2 separate regions of the Mus musculus genome follow, and region 1 is linked to region 2. A link is a contact called in ENCODE Hi-C or POLR2A ChIA-PET data. All regions are on one chromosome and are shown on one strand. The core of a region is the stretch at or near the end of the contact, and the rest is flanking DNA. Distances in the headings are between cores, read along the strand shown.

Region 1 (3,108 bases), core at 369-2,868, 62 kb before region 2:
GTTGTTAAAAGCAATTTTATGATTCCTGAGGGCCATTCATAACCTATGGAACAGTTATGGGAATCTTCTCATTACCTGTTGGCCGCAAGAACAATGTCAATATTTTCACTCTGCACTGTGACTAAAAGGGTTTCTTTTAAACATATCCTAGTTTTTCTTTTAAAAAAAAAGTGTGAAAATTTCGCGTTAAGAGTGGCATGAGAGTCTAAGAAATTTACAAAAGGCTACCATTTTCAAAATATCTAAGGATCCAATTTGTTGTTAATGAGCCACAGACCACGACTTTTGTGGAGCATAATAAAAAGTTAATCATTAGAAAAATGTCTGTTGTAAAGTTTCTAAATACGCCTATCAACTTCTGAACACATAGTTCACAGACATCTCAGACAATCGCAGGCTCTCCTCCAAAGGAGACCTGTGTGTGTGGGTGTGTCAGACACAGATTGCTCAAGGCAAAATGGGGAACATCAGAGCCAGGGTTTAAAGTCTTTGTCTGACTCCAGGAGAACAAGTTAACTGCGTAACCCACTCATCCTCCTGTGCTCCTCTGCCCTTAAGGAGAAAGGGAACTTAAGGGCCTTTGCAGGGATGCTGACAGAGGACCAACTAACTCCTCAACACCACTTCCAATGGGAGGGAACGTCCCAATTCGTAGGCTTATTTAACTAATGGCCAAACTATAAAAAAAACAAAATAAACAACAACAGCAAGACCCACTGAGTAAACCAAGCCGGCCCGGCCGGCCAGAAACTTCAGGACCCCTTTTTCTCATCCTGAGTTCTGTGTTTTCACAAGGGTGCACCCCACTACCACTGTGGACTCCAGATATCCAAGCTTTGATATGATCTCTGCACGGGAAAGAACCCAGCAAAATATAATCACGTAGGAAGAATGTTCTTGGTTAGTGATGTCTTTCTTTTGTTGGTTTTGATGACTGGCTCATAAATACAGTCAGGTTGGTGACAAAAGTGGGAAGTTGAACCCCGGTAAAGGGCTGTGTGGGCGGAGTAGGATAGAGCTGAGATTAAAAGTGTGCCTCAGCTGACCCTCTGTCCCCATACACTGGAGGGGACACAGGCATTTCTGCTCCCCATCTATAAGATCCCGAGGAACTGAGTACGAGGATTTTATAGGCTGCCCAGACAAATACTGGTCCTGCCCGTCAGCTGATCTCCCTGGCACCAAGGAGCCAAAGACGAACTGGGCTCTCCACCTCCAGGCCTGGAATTCCCCGTGGTCCACGCTACACTCACTGCAGCTCCCTCTTGCAGATTCCTCCTGGTCGGTGCCCCGTCCGATCGCGGTCACCCGCAGATCGGGAACGACTGCAGAACCCCACCCTGTGCCGGGTGCAAGCTCCCGGAGCCACCCACGCGCGGACGCGACACCCAGGAGAGCCCGAGGAGTCGGGGGTGGGGTGGGGGGTCTCCTGGGTCGCGCTTACCTGGCGAGGACGCCGCGGCACCGAGCCCACAGAGCAGCAGCGACGGCAGCCACAGTGGCAAAGGCCGCATGGCCCGGGCGGCCCGGGACCGCGGGGTGGACGCCGCTCAGACTCGCACCGCAGCGGCCATGGCGAGCCGAGCGCCCGCCTCTTCCCCAGCCTAGCCGCAGAGCCGCCTCGCCCCGCCTGCGTCCCGCCCCGCCCCCACCGCGCCCGGCCCCGCCCCCGCCCGGCCCGTGGGGACTTTCCCCGGTGTTCCCGGGAACCGCGGCCCCCGCAGCCCAGCACACAGCCCCGGTGACTCCGGCCACACCTCGCCGAGCCGACCTCCAATGTGTGGCCAGAGATCTCTAGTACCATCCTTCTGGAGAGACCCGTGGACACCCATCCCCACCCTACCCCACCCCACTTCGGACTCCCGCCACGTACGATTTAAGGACCCATTTATTTTGAATTCTGTTCTCTTTAATGACCGGAAAGATCGTGCTAAGCTTTGAATCCTTTTAAGCAAAGGGCTACTTAAGGGTATAGCAGAGAGGACCCTCTAGGCCGTGGTGTCACAGAGGAAGAAAAGCTAGAGGAACTGTACTGGTTGCTTAATAGTCTGTGGGTTTGGCCCTCTGTGGCTGTGAAGCTACGAGGAAGTGACCCCAGAGCAGGGCAGGGATAGGCTCCCAGCCTGAGCCTTCCCCAGTGGCCAGCCTGTTGGCAGAGACGTTCACACCTCGGCCACAAAAAAGGGGGCAACGAAAGGAATGGTTAGAGGGAGACAAGAGTCAAAGAAAGGGGTCATCGAACCGCAGCTATTGCTCCTAACCGCTGAGGCCTCAGTCTTAGGAAGCCACTTTAAACTGTAGTTGAAGCTGGCCTTGAACTTCACAGATCCTCACATCTCTACCTCTCAGGGGTTAGTCGTGGGCCCCCAAACCCTTCCCTTGTGCCTGTGGCTCCAGAAGTTGGCCTGTTATAAAAATACGTGATGAAATTATCTAGCAAAAATTTGAACTATGACTTGAGAATTTCAAGACCCAGAAATGTACTTACATGCCAAGGAGAAGAGGAGGGCTGTGGGGATCCTCTCAACAGGACGTGTTGAAAACCGCAGAGGAGAGAAAACCTAACCACACAGGCTGTGGATTATAAGTATACCCCTCTGAGTGCCCCGTGCCCTGCCCCCGGCATGTTTTATTTTTATGAGACAGGGTAAGGAAAAGGACTCAGCTAAAGCCACGAAGGACCTGTGATCACTAAGCTTTTCAGCCTGTGGTCTTGACCCCAAATGGTAAGCCTTTGGAAGTGCTACTACTGCCTCACCCCACTCCCTACCACACCCCTGTCTAGAATCTCCCTCCCTCAGCACAGTGCTAAGGGCATATTCCCTGGATCTGTACCCCATGCCTCAAGCATACAACCCCCCAAAGACAAGCGTTTCTCTCCTTTCCCCAAGGCAACTTTGTCAGGGCAAGGCCAGCTAGGTGCTGGCATCCACTCTCTTGCCCTTCCTGCCTAGAGGAACCCTGATGTCGTTGATAGCTGAGTCTTCTGTTGAGATCTGGCAGCTGGCAGCGGAAGATAACAGGAACTCCGGTCTGGCATTTCCTGTGTGTGTAGCACTCCTGGCTCTGTCTGTCCCTCTGAGCAACTGCTTTGATTGTGCTGTGTGC
Region 2 (3,034 bases), core at 423-2,922:
GGTCATGGTGTCTGTTCACAGCGGTAAAACCCTAACTGAGACACTAACCTAACACTTCAAGGACAAGTAGGTAGAGAATAGACCTGTGACTCTTCCGAGAACAGGCCCCCTTACTCCTTTAACATGTATGTCTCACATTTCAGAATAAATTTTTTAATTTCACTGCAAAGCAGAGTCACTCCTTTGTGTTAAAATGTGATGTAAAGTCCTTTTTGTGTGACACTGATGCAACCATGCCTGCTTATCAAGGCAAGTTTTTTAAAGACTTTCTGTATGTGTATACGTGTTCTGCCTGCACATTTGTGTGTGCACCACATGTGCCCCATAGCCAAGGAAGTCAGAAAAGTGTATTCCAATCCCCTGGAACAAAGCAGGATTTAGGGAAGGTTGCAAGTCACCAACTGTGTGCTGGGAACCAATCCAGGTCCCTCTGCAAGAGCAATAAGTGCTCTTACCTGTGAGCCGCCTCTCCAGCCCGAACGAGGCTTTAACTTTAAAAAGTGTCCTTTAACGCTATGTCTGGCTCCACTGTTATCTCCTGTTTTGAAAACTTCTGCCTCAGACTATCATGTCATGTCGCCTGTCAAGCTTCTACTCCAGAGGGTTACAGAACTGCCTCTAGTTACATCCTATGTAAGAGGATGCATCTGAGATGTCTGAATTTCTTTCTTTTCAGCCACCAGGAGCTATCCATCAAGTCTCCCCACTCTGAGTTGTCAGTTTCTCAGTGCTGTCTATGCTAAGTGCACACTACCACTGAGCCACACTTCCAGTACCACCAACGGAGTCTTTGATGTCATCCCTAAACTGACTCTATCCTGTTATCCGTATCCTCTTAGCTTGATCTCCAGTCCAACTGTTGGGATTTACTGATTCTGTGCAGAAAGAGCAGCAAATGTGCTCATGAGATTAACAAAAGACCCAAGAGCATTTGTAGCAGTTACAGTATTCTGTTCATAATAGTCTTTTTCCGATTTACTGTATATGTGTGACCACTTTGCCTGCATGTACATCATGCACGTCTAGCCAGAAATGGGCCATCTTCGGGGTGAGACTTGGGGCAATCACTTACTTCCCAGATATACAGATTTCTAAGAGGAATCAGAACTTTCCTCCAGGAGTGAGGCTAGGTCGTCTTTTTTAGGTTCCTCACATCACTATGAAAACTCTTGTCTCTCCCCTTAGTGGGCATTCTCCCGATGTAACTAGCCCAGTGGTTTCCTGGTTTTGACTTCGGGCCGGTTAGGGGGCCTCTCACCTCACTCCTCTCAGCCCGGGACAAACCGCACTAGGCTGGGAGCGCATTTCTGCTGCTGTCTGGTCTCCCGCCCACCAGCAGCCCTGAGGCTCGGCCCGGGTAGCGTCCTCAGGCTGAAGAGCGGCGCAGGGGGCGGGCGTCGCGGACTCTGGTCACCCGCGCCCAGCTCTCCCTCCATGGTGCCCGGCCCTCGCACAGGCCCCTCGGCTCACCTGCAGCTGAGGGTAGCACCCAAGGCGCCCCGGCCACCAGCACCAGGGCCGCCGCGCCCACGACAGCGAGCATCGTCTTGGGAGGCCGGGCGGCGGCTCACATTCTCCTCCTTCTCCTCAGCAGCACCGCGGAGCTGGAGACTACCTCTGGGCAGCTAGGCCCTCCGCGACGCCCCGCCCCCTCCAGCGCCCCGCCCCTTCCGTGAACGCCCCCGCCCCTCCACCCAGCACAGCTTCTCCGCTGACGCCACGCTCTCTCCGCGAGCAAGCGGCTCGGAAAGTACCGGGCGCGGTCCAGTCAAGGCCTGGGGACTTTGAGGTCCCTGCCACGCTCCGCCCCCACTTCCGGAAAGACTGCCCAGCATTGTCCTTAGACTCCTGAGAGGAAAGCGGGGTGCAGTCAGTGCGCCTGCGCAGCCCCTCCTCCTTCCGGGCTCAGCTTCCTGTTTTTGTCCGGAGGGGGTTCGGAGGCGTTGCCCCGGGGGTTACTAGTCCACTGGCTCGAATCCTGGTGTGGGGATCCCTGGAGGCCGTGGATCAAATGACTCTGGGACCTGGAAGGCGCCGGCAACACTTTTATCTCAACTGCACAAGATCTTTATACTTGATTCCCTGATTTTGTGGGATGGTTTGCTGTTGTGACTCGCTCAATCTTTGGGTTTTGAATTATGCAGCGTTTGGATCTTTTGTCTAATAATGTGGTTTTAGGCTGGTTTTATGTGTATGAGTGTTTTGCATGCATGCATGCATGCATATATGTGCACCGTACATATATGCGTGCCTGGTACCCATGGAGGCCAGTAGAGCGCAGATACCCTGGTATTAAAGTTACTGATCTTCCGAGCTACCATGTTTGTACGCCAGTCCTCTGCACGTGCCCTTAAACCACTGAGCCCTCTCTCTACCCCCTTAACTCCGTCTCTGTCTGATTACTATCTTATAAAGAAACTTATTTGTTGGGCCGGGCGTGGTGGCGCACGCCTTTAATCCCAGCACTCGGGAGGCGGAGGCAGGCGGATTTCTGAGTTCGAGGCCAGCCTGGTCTACAAAGTGAGCTCCAGGACAGCCAGGCCTATACAGAGAAACCCTGTCACGAAAAACCAAAAAAAGAAAAAAAAAAAAAAAAAAGTAAGAAACTTATTTGTTATGCCGGGCGTGGTGGCACATGCCTTTAATCCCAGCACTTGGGAGGCAGAGGCAGGCGGTTTCTGAGTTCGAGGCCAGCCTGGACTAGAGAGTGAGTTCCAGGACAGCCAAGGCTCCACACACAAACCCTGTCTCAAAAAAAAAAAAAAGAGTTCCTCTCTGCTTCCTCACCATCATTCGTCAGATTTCTTGTCAGCCATTCTGACTAGGGTGGGGTAGAATGGCAAAGCAGTGTCAGTGTGCATTTTGCTGGTGGCTCAGGACATTAAGTTCTTTAAAGATAGTTACTGGGTGCATATTTCAGCGTTTGAAAACTGTGTTCGATTTATTGGGCCATTTGTTCCTGGTAGATTCATTTCCTTATTTTCTGAAGTTCTTTATGAATTTGAGATATCAGAGCCTTGTCTGAGGTATAGCT

The links. A loop is a pair of places that touch in the nucleus more often than their neighbours do. ChIA-PET counts read pairs that join two places held with the same protein, here RNA polymerase II (POLR2A).
Region 1: POLR2A ChIA-PET joins it to region 2 with 11 read pairs in Patski. The contact joins the promoter of Ifngr2 here to the promoter of Ifnar1 in region 2. A Hi-C loop is called at or near these places in 1 of 37 maps with a recorded cell type or tissue (T-helper 2 cell). POLR2A ChIA-PET finds 5 or more read pairs at or near these places in 2 of 5 experiments (Patski and embryonic stem cell).

What each region holds. Positions count from the first base shown.
Region 1 is chr16:91,545,569-91,548,676 of GRCm38, reverse strand. It overlaps Ifngr2 (interferon gamma receptor 2), which reads right to left and starts at 1,618. Exons shown (of 7, transcript NM_008338.4): 1 at 1,445-1,618. The coding sequence starts at 1,514.
Region 2 is chr16:91,483,853-91,486,886 of GRCm38, reverse strand. Ifnar1 (interferon (alpha and beta) receptor 1) reads right to left here and starts at 1,672. Exons shown (of 11, transcript NM_010508.2): 1 at 1,471-1,672. The coding sequence starts at 1,543.